Linked DNA regions of Homo sapiens: region 1 is linked to region 2. A link is an interaction called in ENCODE POLR2A ChIA-PET data of the cell type or tissue named here. Cell type or tissue: A673. All regions are shown on one strand. Links, peaks and the distances in the headings refer to the core of each region. The heading gives the core; the rest is flanking DNA.

Evidence for each region. Peaks named below come from ENCODE experiments on the same cell type or tissue, not always from the same donor. Only the 100,000 strongest peaks of a DNase experiment are listed, where the experiment ranks them.
Region 1: POLR2A ChIA-PET joins it to region 2 with 6 read pairs; 3 of 35 experiments call an interaction of 5 or more read pairs at or near these places.

Annotation. Positions count from the first base shown.
Region 1 is chr22:32,959,391-32,967,142 of GRCh38, forward strand. All of the region lies in intron 3 of SYN3 (synapsin III), which reads right to left. Among named protein-coding and RNA genes, the nearest start is that of SYN3, 95 kb to the right of the region's middle. In A673, for the core only: no CTCF peak of the experiment used is centred there; no DNase peak of the experiment used is centred there.
Region 2 is chr22:32,879,496-32,887,247 of GRCh38, forward strand. The region is part of intron 4 of SYN3 (synapsin III); the gene reads right to left. Among named protein-coding and RNA genes, the nearest start is that of TIMP3, 82 kb to the left of the region's middle. RefSeq lists an enhancer at 2,527-2,821 and a silencer at 7,625-7,752. In A673, for the core only: no CTCF peak of the experiment used is centred there; DNase peaks (open chromatin) are centred at 1,646 and 3,776.

The DNA.
Region 1 (7,752 bases), core at 1,247-6,246, 80 kb after region 2:
TGAAAACGGACTAATACAGGTGTGGTGGTGCACGCCTGTAATCTCAGCTACTTGGGAGGCTGAGGCAGGAGAATCACTTGAACCCAGGAGGCAGAGGTTGCAGTGAGCCAAGATTGCGCCACTGTACTCCAGCCTGGGTGACAGAGTGAGACACTGTCTCAGAAAAAAAAAAGAATTACTTTTCAAGAGGCAGCCTAAGGAGAGGCCTCAGACACTTTTTTTTTTTCTCCTTGAGACTCGGTTGCTCAGGCTGGAGTGCAATGATGCGATCACGGCTCACTGCTGCCTCGACCTACTGCGCTCAAGCAATCCTCCCACCTCAGCCTCCCCAGCAGCTGGGACTACAGGCGTGTGCCACAATGCCTGGCTAATTTTTAAAATTTTTTTGTAAAGATCTCACTATGTTGTTGCCCAAGCTGGTCTCAGACTCCTGGGCTCAAGTGATCCTTTTGCCTTGGCCTTCCAAAGTGCTGGGATTACAGGCGTGAGCCACCATGCCCAACTTCAGATACTTTTTTTTGAGGCTCAAAGGGTTCAGGACCTTCCAGCTACGCATCAAACAGAGCAGTAATTTTAATTTTTTAATCTGCTTAAATATTGGGTTTTACATAAAATTTAATTGGAAACAAAACTGTTCTATTTTGAAAAACCGTTAGAAAGCAACAGTGTGCTGAGGCTTTGGAGTTAGACAGGTATCATAACTATGTCTTTCATTGTCTGTATTCTGATGCTTTGACCCCTGGGCCTTGCTGGCCCTGGAGGGAATGCCCTTCCTAGGTTAGCCAAGACTTGGAGATACCAAAGAGCTTGCCTGGAGCACGCCCTCTGAATGCAAACCAACCAACGCAGGCTCAACCTCCTCTATATATGGGGCTGTCACACTGCAGGGCACTGCCCATCTGCCCTGATCACCCCAGGGATAGGCACCAGGCAACTAGGGACAGCCCCTACTCTCCAAGGCCGGTTGAAATAATTCAAACTCACCAATCCTAAACCTGTTTCCCCTGCCTTGCTCACTCCTCCCCACAAATTCACAATAAAAGCTCTCGCCCACATCTCCCTATCATTCCCTCTGTCTACGAACAATCATGGTGCTCCCCTGTGCCCCCCGCCTGCATGTGGCATGGGGTGCTGTGCCTCCTCCTTCTAGGGGACTGTGAGTGTAAGAGCTCCTTCCTTCTTGACAGTCATGCATGTGACTGCGCGTCTTGCATGCTCAACTAAAACAAATCCTGGTTATGTTTAAGACAACAGGCTCTGACCAGCTTCCCCCATGCCCCTCAGGACTTTCGACAGGTGTCAGGCCTCTGCTGGGTTGCCGGGTACAAAGCCTGGGACACACTGACCAGTGTGGATCATGTCACAAACAGTGCTGAGCGTGGGGTCAGACGGACCTGGGTTTCAATTGCATTTCTAGAACTTCCTAGCTCTGGGATCTTGGGGAAATCACAGGCCCTTTTGCCTCAGTGGCTCTACCTGTAAAAATAGGGCATAAGGTCCTGACCCTGTCCCTATCCTGAGGCTGCTAACAGGAACTGCAGGAGAGAGTGAAGGTGAAGTTTCTCCAGAGTGAAGCCCACACCACCATAAACTGTCTTTAGGGTACCCAAGGGGCTCCTTGCACAAAGGTGTGTTTTTGAGTTGTTCGGTCTAGAAGGGGGTTTCTCAACCTTGGCGCTATTGACATTTTGAGCTATGTAACTCTTTGTTGCGGAAGACTGTTTTGTGTATTGTAGGAGGTTTAGCAACATACCTGGCCTCTGCCCACAGGTGTCAGGAGATCTCCCCTGTTGTGACAACCAAAAATGTCTCCAGGCATTGCCAAATGTCTCCTGTTGGGGGGATTGGGGCAAAAATCACCCCTGGTTGTTAGCTACTAATACAGAAGAGGAGACAGGTTAGGCTAAGCGTATCTTCCTCTTTCTAGCATCTCTCTCTCTCTCTCTCTCTCTTTCTCTCTACTCTTCCAAGGATGCCCAACAGTTCACAGAGTACCCAGGTACCTCTGTGGTAAAGTAGGGCTCTAAGGAGCATGGTTGGAAAATACTTGTTTCAGTAGACACTCTAGGCTAGAAAAAGTAGAGTTGTGTTGTCAGTGGGTTTTGGTTTCACCCCCATCATATATTTACCAACTGAGCTCATCTCATGATCCAACCACTTTATCCATAATTTACCATCCTGTTTAAGTAGCCTCGTAGCAACCCCACAGAATGTGAGAACTGCAAGTTCTTTTCAGGTCATCCAGTGGGTTTGGTCTTGCTGCCAGCTCTGGCTGCTGTGCAGAGAAAGATAATGAGGCCGCCCCTCAGCTGGGCTGGAAGGCATTGCCTTCATTGAACAGCGGAGGGCCGGGGGTTGCACATGCTCTGTATATTTCCCAGTTCCTCCTTTTACAAATGAGTCAACTTACATCCAAAGTTCCCTTAGTGTTAACTAAAACAGACCAAATTCTCAACGTGTGCTGGACATAGTAGCATTGCGGTTACTAGCTCCATTCTGTGAATAGAGAAACATTAGCTTGGAACCTTGAACCACTCCCTTGAAGTCCCCCAGGTAACAGGAGGCAAAGCCACGATTCAAGCCCTTGTCCATCTGATCCCGGGTACAGCTCTGTCCATCAAACCAAAGTGTCTCAAAATATGGCTTCTTCCTACTGAGGCAGCAAAAAAATGTTCCTCCACACAAATAAAATACTATAGAGGAGTCAGTGAGAAGGAGCCTGTTTACTTTTAGAATCTCTTTTTTTTTTTTTTTTTTTTTTTTTGAGACAGAGTCTCGTTCTGTCGCCAGGCTGGAGTGCAGTGGCGTGATCTTGGCTCACTGCAACCTTTACCTCCTGGGTTCAAGCAATTCTCCTGCCTCAGCCTCCTGAGTAGCTGGGTCTACAGGCGCCTGCCACCTCACCCGGCTAATTTTTGTATTTTTAATAGAGACGGGGTTTCACTATGTTGGCCAGGATGGTCTCGATCTCTTGACCTTGTGATCTGCCCACCTCGGCCTCCCAGAGTGCTGGGATTACAGGCGTGAGCCACTACGCCCAGCCTACTTTTAGAATCTTAATGTAATTTCCCATTAAATACATGCAGAGAACAGTTAAGGTAAGACTGAAAAGAAACCCAAAGCCACGCGGAAGCAGTATGATGGGGAGAGCAGATGATATCTCAGGAATGAGGCGGCGAGTTAGCTGTGGGAGTGAGGAGGACACAGTGTTTTATAGAGCATGGGCAGCTTGGGAGCCAGACGGAAGCCAGACAGACAGGAGTTCAAATCCTGGCTCTGCCAATTCTAAGCTGCGTTGCTGGGCCTCTCTGAACCTTAGTTTCTTTGTCTGTAATAGTAACAGGTAACTCACAAGATCACTGTAAGCAGAAAATTGGGTTATAGATAGTAAAGTCTTGGCAGAGTATCGGCATCTATCTATCTATCTATCTATCTATCTATCTATCTATCTATCTATCTATCTGTCTGTCTTACCTACCTACTTATCTACCTATCTCTCTCTATATATATATAAATATTTATCTATCAATATAGATAATAATGACTCTTAAACAATTTCTCTCTATATGGGTATAAATGTATATATATAGATTTGTATATGTATGTATATGTATATATACATTTATATAGAGAGAGGGATAAATGGCTTAAGATATTATTATTGTCTCTATTATTGACATTACAAAATACTTTTTTTTTTTTTTGAGACACAGTCTCACTCCATCACCCAGGCTGGACAGCAGTGATGCAATCTCGGCTCACTGCAATCTCTGCCTCTCGGGTTCAAGCCATTCTCGTGCCTCAGCCTCCGAGCAGCTAGGATTACAGGCATGTGCCACCATGCCTGGCTAATTTTTTTTTTTTTTTTTTTTTTTCAGTAGAGACAGGGTTTCACCATGTTGACCAGGCTGGTCTCAAACTCCTGGCCTCATGTGATCTGCCTACCTCAGCCTCCCAAAGTGCTGGGATTATAGGCATGAGCCACTGTGCCTGGCCCAAAATACTAAATTTAATGAAGGTGTTTAGGGGAAGGAAAACCTAGTTCTGAACTGATTAGAGACCGCAAAACAGAAGCCTGGAGAGTTAGGTTCTAGAGAGATGGAGAAAGCATAAGTATATGGATGGATGGATGGATGGATGACTGAACAAATGGTCAGATGCATAGATATTCATTATATAGAAATAACACTTTTGGACACCAACATGCAGAACTTGAGGGAAAGCCACCATAAACAAGAAACCTTATAAATTAATTATTTGCCTCCTCCAATGTCTCTCATGGGGACCACTAAGCAGAGAGAGGAAAAGAGAGGTGGTGAGAAAACGAGGCTGGTGCCAGGTTAGGAAGGGCCCTGGTGCTGCCTAAAGACTTTGGCCTTCATCCCATAGACATTGAGGAGCCTGCACCGTGGAGAGCTAAGGGAGCCAGTGAGAGACCAAAGCAATTGTACAAGAATAAGCAAATTAAGACGAGTAATCAAAATCTGGTTCTGTCCAATGAATGCAAAGTTTGGGGTTTCTGGCACTTGGCTGGCCCAGCAAGGGGAGGTTCAGGCCCCTCTGCTTTCCCTTGCTTTTCCTGGCAGCACTAGAGGGGGTGAGCCTTCCCGTCTCCTCCCTGTCTGGACAGAAGGCAGGCCCTGAGGTGGGCTGGGTGGGGAGGGCACCAGTTCAGTTCCATTTTAAACAGGCCAAGAACTCACCCATTAGCTCACGACATGAACCTCAGGGCTGTTGCTTAGGGAAGAAAGGAAGGTTCCAGCAACATGGCTTAAGAACTATCGCAAGGACAAAAAACCAAACACCGCATGTTCTCACTCATAGGTGGGAATTGAACAATGAGAACACATGGACACAGGAAGAGGAACATCACACACCGGGGCCTGTTGTGGGGTGGGGGGAGGGGGGAGGGATAGCATTAACATGTTAAATGACGAGTTAATGGGTGCAGCACACCAACATGGCACATGTATACATATGTAACTAACCTGCACGTTGTGCACATGTACCCTAAAACTTAAAGTATAATAAAAAAAAAAAAAAAAAAAGAAAGGTCAGAAAACCCAGAGAGGCTGTCTGTGGTCCCTGAGAACATGGATCTGAAAAATTGCTTTAGGCTGTAAGAAGCAGGTCATTTTTCAAGTCTGGCTGGGCAACAGGTGAGTCAGGGGAAAACAGGTAGACACAGGTTATGATCACAATTCTGCCACTAACTAAGCAATGACCTATTCAACTTTGCCAAGCCTCAATTTCCTCATCTGAATAATAATGAGCCTTACACCTCAGGAGTTGCTGAAGGACGAAATATGTTGAAAAGTTAAACGCATGAGGGCAATGAAAAGCACATCACTGAACTAATAGTTTATTTTCCTTCTTGACCATATACTCAGAACTCCACAAGTACAACCCTTGATGCCCCATGACAGAACTTAGCTCCATTTCCTGTCTGGTGCTGACCTTTTATTATTGCCAAGTTCTTCCCCTTAGGATGTCTAAAGTCAGACTTGGCAAGGAGGAGACAAAGGCAGATGGTAGTTTGACTCTACAGTAACCAGCAGCATGACCCAAGCAAGAAACTGCACCTCGATCAGTCCCCATTCAACAGATGAGATAGAAAGGTGGTCAATGCAGGGGTCAGTGGTATGGGCTCTGGAGCATCTGGGTCCACATCTCAGCTCTGCCATCTCCTAGCTGTGTCGCCTCGGGCAGGACACTTAACCTCTCTGAGTCTCAGTTCCATCAGTACTCTGTGGGGTGGTGATGAAAATTAAATGTATACAGATAAACTGCTTAGAGGATGGCTTGCACATTGTGTAAATGTTAATGTCAAATCTTGCTTTACCTGCACTGTACTATATCAATGATTTATCTGCATGATTCCTGCAGGGCTAATGCTTTGTTTGTGTTGTTTACCATGCCAAAGGCTCTTTGGGTTCTTGCAGTAGCCTAAAGCTTTTCTCTTTAGCTTCTTTCATCTTTCCCCACTCTGGATAAGTTTGAGAAATATATATTGAACACAGATTAGGTATCTGGGTCCTTGGAGCACCTATTATGTACCGAATAAGTGTCCTGCCAGCCTCCCCACCACAGTCTACCATAGCACTGTGTACCCTACTTTCACGGCTTCTAACAGTTTGTAATTATGGTGCGTACGTGTGTGTGTGTGTGTGTGTGTGTGTGTGTGTGCATGCTTGTGTGTGTGCGTAAGAGAGAGAGAGACAGATAGATAATATGATTAATTTCTGGCCCCTGCCATTAGATGTTAAGTTCCATCAGGTAGAGATTCCATCTGGCTTTTTCGTTGTTGTTGTTGTTGTTGTTTTATGATGGAGTCTCGCTCTTTCGCCCAGGCTGAAGTGAGTGGCACGATCTCGGCTCACTGCAAGCTCCGCCTCCCGGGTTCGCGCCATTCTCCTGCCTCAGCCTCCCGAGTAGCTGGGACTACAGGCGCCCGCCACCACACCCGGCTAATTTTTTGTATTTTTAGTAGAGACGGGGTTTCGCTGTGTTAGCCAAGGTGGTCTCGATCTCCTGACCTTGTGATCTGCCCGCCTTGGCCTCCCAAAGTGCTGGGATTACAGGCACGGGCCACCGCGCCCGGCCAGATTCCATCTGTTTTTAATCACCATTGTAACCTGAGCACGCAGCACATAGGCAGTCAATGAATATTTGTGGAATGAATAAAGATACTGTCCCTGTTCCCAATGAGCCCAGAGTCTACAGGGAGCGAGGGGCAGGTGAATTAGTAATCTCAAAGTCATCTGGGAAGTGTGATGTAGACACAGGTATGAGGTGCTAGGGGAGTACAGGGAAGAGGCACCTCACCCTGCCTGGATGGAGGGGGAGGGCAGAGGAAGCAGCACAGACATCATGTTGGAGCTAATGTTGAAGAATCTATGGCAAAATCTAAGAAAGGATGTCCCAGGAGGAGAGACGTGCATAAGCAAAGGCATGGAGATGTGACTCCAAGATGGTATTACCATGGGTGGGCACTGGGGAACCACAGCAGTTTGGTGAGACCGAAGTCTAAGGTAGAGCACGGGAGGAGATGAGCAAGGAAAGGCAGGCAGGGGCAAGCTCATGGAGGGCCTTGTGTGCAGAGCTTGAGACCCCCAAAACAAGTCTAATGCACAGGTCAGCCCTTTATGCATGAGAGGAAAGTGACCAAGCCTTCCCTGGATTTTACTGCTTCAGGATACACCTTCCCAGATGAGCCAGCATAAAGATTAAGAACCATAAACAGGCAGGGCATGGTGGCTCACACCTGTAATGTCAGCACTTTGGGAGGCCAAGCTGTGGGGACCACTTGAGCACAGGAGTTTGAGACCAGTCTGGGCAATACAGTGAGACCCTGTCTCTACAAAATATTTTAAAAATTAGCCAGGTGTTGTGGTGCGCACCTGTCATCGCGGCTACCCAGGAGGCTGAGGTGAGAGGATGGCTTGAGCCCAGGAGGTTGAGGCTGCAGTGAGCCATGACTACACCACTGCACTCCAGCCTGTGTGACAGAGTGAAACCTGTCTCAAAAAATAATAAAATAAAATAAAAAGAACCATAAACACAGATTCTTCAGTTAAACTGACTCTGAATTCCAGTTCTGCCACTTGTATGCTGTGTGGCCTTGGGTAAGCCTCAGGTTCCTCATCTGGAGAATGGGGGAACTCATAGTACCTGTTCATCAGAGTCATGATGAGGATGAAACACGCTAATCCATATGAAATGCTTAGCGTGTGCCTGACACTTAGTAAGCAT
Region 2 (7,752 bases), core at 1,618-6,617:
CATTCTCATTGCGTCCTCACATAGTCGAAGGGGGAAGGGAGCTCTCTCGGGGCCTCTTACTTATAAGGGCATTAATCCCATCCATGAAAACTCTGCCCTCATGGCTAATCACTTCCCAAAGACTTCATCTCCTAATACCATCACATTGAAGGTTAGGATTTCAACATTTGAACTCTGAGGAACACAGGCATTCAGACCACAGCAGTAAGGATAGGAATATACTTTTGTGACCCCTTCCCTGAGTACCTAGCCGGTGTTAAGCACATAGTAGGTACTCAAGGGATCCACATGGAAATGGCTTCTCTTCTCAGAGTCCTGGTCCATATAAAGTCAACAACCCTTTTAAAAAAATAACTGAAAACAGAGGATCAGAAAGTGGTTAAAATAATGAGGAGTGGTGGGAAAAATCAAGACATCTTCTAGTCCCAGCTCTGCTCTTGTGTCTTTGAGATTGTTGCTTCTCCTCTCTCAGCTTCAGGTTCCCGATTGGTCAAAGGAGAGTTGGGCTATGTGACCCCTGGGGGACCTTCCTGGGATGATTGTCTCCCATGCCAGAACTTGAAGCCAAGGTTTTTGACTCCCACCTCCCACTGTAGCTGTGCATCTGAGCTCCCCTGTTACATTCTGTCAGGTGTTACTGGTTTGTAAGAATCACGATTACTCATTATTGGGTACTTGCTGAGTGCCAGATGCTTGCAAAAGGCATTTCAACATGATCTCATAGCATCCTCACCCCAAACCCCTGTAAAGTAGCTACTTCTCTTGGGCTGGGTTCCCTAGAAGTGGAGGCTAAAGTAGGGATTTGCAAGCCAGTGACTCATGGAGGGAGTCCTCTTCAGGAAAACTGTGAGGGGTGACGGTGGTAGCTCAAGGAAGGGGAAGAAGCCAAGGAGGGATATTGTCTTAGAGAAGCTCTGGCCTTGGCCTGGTCTACAGGGGGGCTCTGGGGCAAAAACAGTGCCATGGAGTTGTCCCACTTTGAGGAAAGAGCGCTGGGCTTCTGTATCCCCAAGAGCAATCAGTCACTGACCCCCTGGTGGGTGGTGGTGGAGAGGGTTTACCCTCTCAGCCGTCTCAGGGATGCAGTTACCATCAGCCCAAGAAATGGAGAAGGCCACGGGTACAGCATTACCATGACACCTGGAGCCGCTGGGGGCACTGGCTGGCAAAGAGGATGTGAGCAGAGAACTGACCAGCATTTACACTCCACTATTACTAGCCCATTTTGCAGATGAGGATAACTGAAACCTGGAGTAGTTAATATGTTCCTAAGAACTACTAAATACAGAGGTCTGAACTGTTAGGTACAAGTTGCGCGTCTCGTAAACAGCCCTCGCCACTGAAGGACAGGGCCCATGTCTGAAATGCCTGTTTCCCCAGCACCCAGCATGGCAATTGCACCCAGGGGCTGCTGAGATGTGCTTGGAAAGGCTGAGTTTGTGAGCTGCAGCTCGCCAGGGCAATGGGGCCTCAAGTGGCATGTCGCCGGGAGGCAGAGGGGTTAGCCCTCACCCACGTGGTGGCCTGGGGCAGCCCTGCTCTCCGACAGCTGCCTGAGCTCCAGCGCTGTCAGCAGCCTGCTCAGCGCTGGGGCGGGCCTCCTGCCAGGCTGCTGCTCGGGGAAGGGGAACATTATTCATCGGAGAGATAAGGCAGCTGATGAGAGATGGGCCTCAGAGCAGCTGTTCCTCGGCAGCGGCTGGAACGGATGCTGGGGCAGTGGAGTGGAGGAGAGAGGAGTGGGGGAAGGGGAAAGCCCATTTTGAGATGAAAAATGATGGTACTGCCGAGGGGTGATGGGAGAGCACATTTCAAACCCAGGCCAGGCGCTAATATGTACTTATACCCAAGGCCTTCCCCACACATATCTCTGTCTGACAGGCCACATCTGTGCTCTGTCGGGTTAACTATTGAACTAGTCAGAGGGCTCACTTATCAGCTCGCTCAGCAGGAAATATCTGCCTGGTAGGGCACCCCCTCCCAAGCTGCTTCCTCAGTGCAAGACTGAGAAGCTGGGCCCAAAAGATGCTAAACGCTCCTGCCTGGGCCACAGCCCTAAATCACCCATCTCCGCCCCCAGAGCACCCAGGTGGCGCTGATCTCAGGTGGCCCAGCCACTTCTCGCTGGTTCCCTAGGTTCTCCATCTTCCCTCAAAGCTAGCTGACACAGGATGGAATTTTCCAGGTTGAGGGGCAAGAGTGGGTGAGCTTTCTTTATTTTATCCATTGTTTGATAGTTGTTTTTTTTTAAAGGAAAGATGTGAAAAAGGAACCTTGAGGCCGGGCACAGTGGCTCACGCCTGTAATCCCAGCATTTTGGGAGGCCGAGTAGGGCAGATCACCTGAGGTCAGGAGTTCGAGACCAGCCTGGCCAATATGGTGAAACCCCGTCTCTACTAAAAATACAAAAATTAGCTGGGCATGGTGGCATGTGCCTGTAGTCCCAGCTATTCGGAGACTGAGGCAGGGGAATCACTTGAACCTAAGAGGCAGAGGCTGCAGTGAGCCGAGATCATGCCACTGCACTCCAGCCTGGCGACAGAGCGAGACTCTGTCTCAAAAAAAAAAAAAAAGGAACCTCGAGGGTTTCCTGGGAGACAGGGGAGGGCAGGATGTGACGTCTGTCTGTGACGGGACCTGGGCTGTCAGGTGAAACGCCTGATGGTCTTCCCTGACAAGCTGCGGCTGCCTCTCCAGCCTCCTCCCCTGCCCATCGGTCAGGTCATCTTCCTTTCTGACCACATCAGAGGGTTTCCTCAGAAGCCAGGGCCTTCCCTGTCCCTATGTTCTAACATGGACTTTCCCACTCTGACCGCCTGGCTAACATTTTGTCTGTCATCAGTGCAGGGAAGGGTGTAGACAGGAGTCCTTAAAAGTACCTATGGTATTATATTTCTTTTCATTAAAAAAAATCTAAAACAAATTCGGCTAAATGTTAAGATTTGACAAACTCAGTTGTGAACATAAGGGAAACAACAGTTAGCATTTAAGAGTGCTGGGAACTTGTATTTTTCAGAGTATTACCTTAATTGATCCTGACAGTTGCCCTTTGAAGTGTGTGTTTAAACGAGACAGAGGCACAGAGAGGACAAGCAGCCTCTCCAATGTCACACGGCAGATGCAAGTAGCCTGGCTCCAGAGCGGGTGTCTTAACCACCTTAGTTTATGAGTGTTTGCTAAATTATTCTCTGTACTTTTTCTAGCCTTAAAATAGTTCAGAATTTTTTTTTTTTTTAGGATCTGAAGCAAACATGGCAAAATGTTAATATTTGTCAAAGTAGTGTGTTCAACTATCTATGTGTAAGATTATTCCGAACTTTGCAATATGTATATGAATATTTAAAAAGAAAACAATAAAAAAGCCTCAGCGCTATTACCACTTCTCCTCAGAAGGCTTCTGAAGTCCCCCCGCCCCCCAACCAGCTCCTCTAAGCCCTTGCTTCTCTGAACTATTCTCCACCAGGCCCTGACTGTGTCACATCCTAGCAGTTGATTTACTTCCCATTTCCCCCTCCAGGCTGTGAACTCCACCAGCGAGTGGTGATGTTGAATTTATATCTGAATTTCCAGGGTCTGGCCAATTGCAAGGAATCTAGAAGCTCAATAAAATTATGAAACTAAAGGGAGCTATTTAGGGGGCCCCCATGGGTGAGTATTGAGCAGCTACATAAAGAGGCTGCAGAGGGTGCAGGGAACAAATGTGGACCCTGCCCTCCCTGCTGGAGACATATGGCAGTAATTTTTAGGACCATAACCCAGTAAGGGCTTCCAGCATAAATGCTTCCAGCTGCACCCTCCACTGTGGACAGGAAACTGGGAACCTCTTAAGACAGGATCTTGATGGCTTCCAGCTCAGTCGGATGCCCATCAAAAGAAGCAGAGGGTAGGAGCAGCTTTCTAGAAAGCCCTCTGGGTTTTACCCACTGTGTCTGGGGCTGTGTGTGTTTACTGGTTTGGCAGCTGTCAGATCAACCCTCCTCATTCTAGTTTAGTGGCTCGCCAATCTTGGCTGTACATTGGAATCACCCAAGGAGCTCTCAAAACTAGTTCTTCCTCCTCTTCTCTGCCCCTAGATATTCTGATAGAATTGACCTGAAGTGCCCACCTGGGTTTGGAGATTTTTAGAAGCTTTCTAAGTAATTGGAATGTGCAGCCAAGGCTGAGAACTCCTGTTAGGTTCTCTTTTTTAAAAAAAGATAGCTGCTACCAGGTGAACTGTGATGATATCTCCATTCAGTGCACATTTACTGAGCATCTATTATGTGAAATGCACCAAGGAAGGAAAGGGTTTGAGATTCCTGTCCTATGGCGTAGCTAAGTTTGATGAGGGGAATAAGTTGGCAAGTTTTGGTGTGTACAGATCCAACAGCCGGCCTCAGAGTGGTAGTAGAATCTTGGTATCTCCTAAGCCCACATCAGACATCACTGATTACAGTATAATTTCCTGCTGAGTCCATAGTGGTGGCCAATCAATGGCTGCTGGACAAGAAAGCAAGGTGGTAACAACACTTAGGTATGTTTCCTCAAGTTCTAGCTGGGACTTATTCTTTCCCCTGCTAGGTGGGACTTCATATACTCATACCAGCCAAGAAACACGTCAGCATGCAGCTACCATGTAAAACAAAGTCTGGCCGAACCTGGGAAACGTTTCTAAGCTAACACATTTCCCAACAAATACACACCTAACAAATTTCTAAAACTGCTGGAGCATGAACTACCCTTTGAGAACTACTGGTTAAGGCCAACACTGGCTAAGCACACAAGAGCTCATTTAATTCTTCCAATAGCCCCAGGGGTCAATTGATTGCATGTTTAGAGCACAGACTTTGGGTTCAAGCCCCAGTTCTACCACTAAACAACTGTGGGATCCCAGGAACACTAGTTAACAGTTCCATGCCTCAGTTTACCCATCTTTCAAAAAGAGAATGGTAACAATAACATGTACTTCAGAGTGTTGCTAAGAGGATCACATAAGCCAATCCACATAAAGAATTGAGGCAATAAACTTCAGATGTTTTTCTATGACCTTGGATTTCAAAGTCTCCTGTATACTGTTCTAACTTGTTTTTCTTCAAAGTAGCATATCTTCAAAATCATTTCGTGGCCGGGTGCGGTGGCTCACTCCTGTAACCCCCAGAACTTTGGTAGGCCAAGGCGGGCGGATCACGAGGTCAGGAGACAGACCATCCTGGCCAACATGGTGAAATCCTGTCTTTACTAAAAATACAAAAATTAGCTGGGTGTGGTGGCACGTGCCTGTAATTTCAGCTACTCAAGAGGCTGAGGCAGGAGAATAGCTTGAACCAGGGAGTCGGAAGTTGCAGTGAGCCAAGATCACGCCACTGCACTCCAGCCTGGCGACAGAGCGAGACTGTCTCAAAAAAAAGAAAAGAAAAGAAAATCATTTCATATCAGTACAAATGGAGATGCTTCTTTATTTATAATTGTATCTCATTATGTGGCTCGACCGTAATTTATTTAACCAGTTCCCTACAGATGGACAGTTAGGTTGTTTCTAAGCTTTAGCTATTAACAAACACTTCCGAGAATGAAACTAATCTTAACACTTACATAGTGTATAATTTCAATTGCCTGCCACTAATTTTGAATGGAATGTCATGTATAAAAGCATTCATAAGAATTTTATGCACCATGGAGTTGGGTGCAAAAAAAAAAAAGACTTTTGACAGTATCTGCTTATATCTTCTGAATATGAAGATGATTTTGGCTGCAAATAACAGTGATGACTAAATCAATAAAGAAAATGCATGAGCTCATATCACTGAGCTAGGGCAATCACAGGGCCGAGTAAATCAGAGGCTCAATGTCAGACTCAAGGATCTAAATGTTTTGTGTCCTTCTGACTCTTGTTCTCAAGGATGGACTTTTGTTCTCATACTGTTCCTTCACGTTATCAGTGAGCCACCCTGGTGCCCCGGGCCATACCCTCATGCCTATGAAAAAGAGTCTCTTTCTTGTGTCGCTTTTAAGAAGCATGGTGGATGTTCCAGAATCCTCCCGGCAGGTACATCTCAGGCCTCCCTGGTCAGAACTGCATCATCTTCCCTTTCCTTTTTTTTTTTGAGATAGAGTCTCGCTCTGTTGCCCAGGCTGGAATGCAGTGGCACGATCTCAGCTCACCACAATCTCCACCTCCTGGGTTCAATCGATTCTCCTGCCTCAGCCTCCCGAGTAGCTGGGACTACAGGCGCCCACCACCATGCCCAGCTAATTTTTGTATTCTTAGTAGAGATGGGGTTTCACCATGTTGGCTGGGCTGGTCTGGAACTCCTGACTTAAGGTGATCCGCCCACCTCTGCCTCCCAAAGTGCTGGGATTACAGGCATGAGCCACTGCACCAGGCCCATATTCCCTTTTCTAAACACCTTTCCCAGTGGGAACAGAATGACCACAGCTGGCTGAAACGAACCAGGATTCACCTCATGGCACCAGAAAGGGGCCTATGTTTCCTTGAAGCACATGGCCACCAAACAGCTGAATAAACTCAGGATTTGGCAAGCATGAAAGAAGGCGGGCAACCAACAGTAGACAGCACACCTTCCGAAACCTTTATTTTCATGGACAGCCATATGTTGTTCTTGTAAAGAACTGGCTCATAAGCTTGTGTGTTTTAAAGAACAATATTGCTAAGTGTGTTTACAATGACACACATGGGTAAATTTTAAAAATGCAATAGTAACTCTTAAAATCTGCTACAAGACTTTAATGAGGTCTGGCAACCCCTTGACCTGGAATCAGAACACATAAGCTTGAGAACTCAGTCACTTCTGCGAGGTCGTGAGAATGTTTCTCTAGCTCTCCAAGCCTTGCGTTTCTCCCTGTGAAAATGGCAGCTTCGAGGAGAATTAGGGGTCATGCATAAAGGAAAAGAGAAGGGGCTTTGCAGTTAGACCTGGCTTAGGATCCCGGCTCCCCCAGCTGTGCGACTCTGGACACGTTTTGAGCTTCAGTTTCCTCATCGGTAAAAAGGGGATAAAAATGTGCAATTCATAGAGCCATTTAAAAATATATACTTTATAAAGGCATGATTTGCATAAAATAAAATGCACCCATTTGAAACGTAGTTTGATTTGCTTCGACATATGTAACACTAATATAATCATCATGCCAAATAAAAGATATACTTTCATCACCTTCACAGGTGACTTGTGTCCCTCTACTGTCAATCCCCTGCCCCTTATTCCCTTGGCCCTGGGCAACCACTGATGTTTCAGTGACTATGGATTAGTTTTGCCTGTTCTAGAATTTCATGTCAGTGGAATCATGAAATGTGTACTCTTTTGTCTCTAGTCTTTTTTTCCTCAACATAATGGCTTTGAGATTTGTCTGCATAGTTACGTGCTGCCAAGTATGGACTGGAAGGCAGCCCGCAGGACCCTGCCTCTCATGTTCAAGCCCTTACATGCTTCTCCCCCGGAGGGGGTGGGATCTGTGACTGGTTTGCTGAATACGGCAAAGGAGATGGGTTGGCACCCCATGATAATGCTACGTCAGATAAGTCTCAGTCTTGCTCCCAGATGTATTCTTGTTCTCCCTTGCTTTGAAGTAACAAGCTGCCATGTTATAGAAAGACCCATGGAAAGGCCCACATGACTCATGCTTGTAATCCCAGTACTTTGGGAGGTCAAGGTGGGAGGATCGCTTGAGTTCAGGAGTTCAAGACCAGCCTGGGCAACATAGTGAGACCTCATCTCTACCAAAAATAAACAATATTATCCGGGCATGGTGATG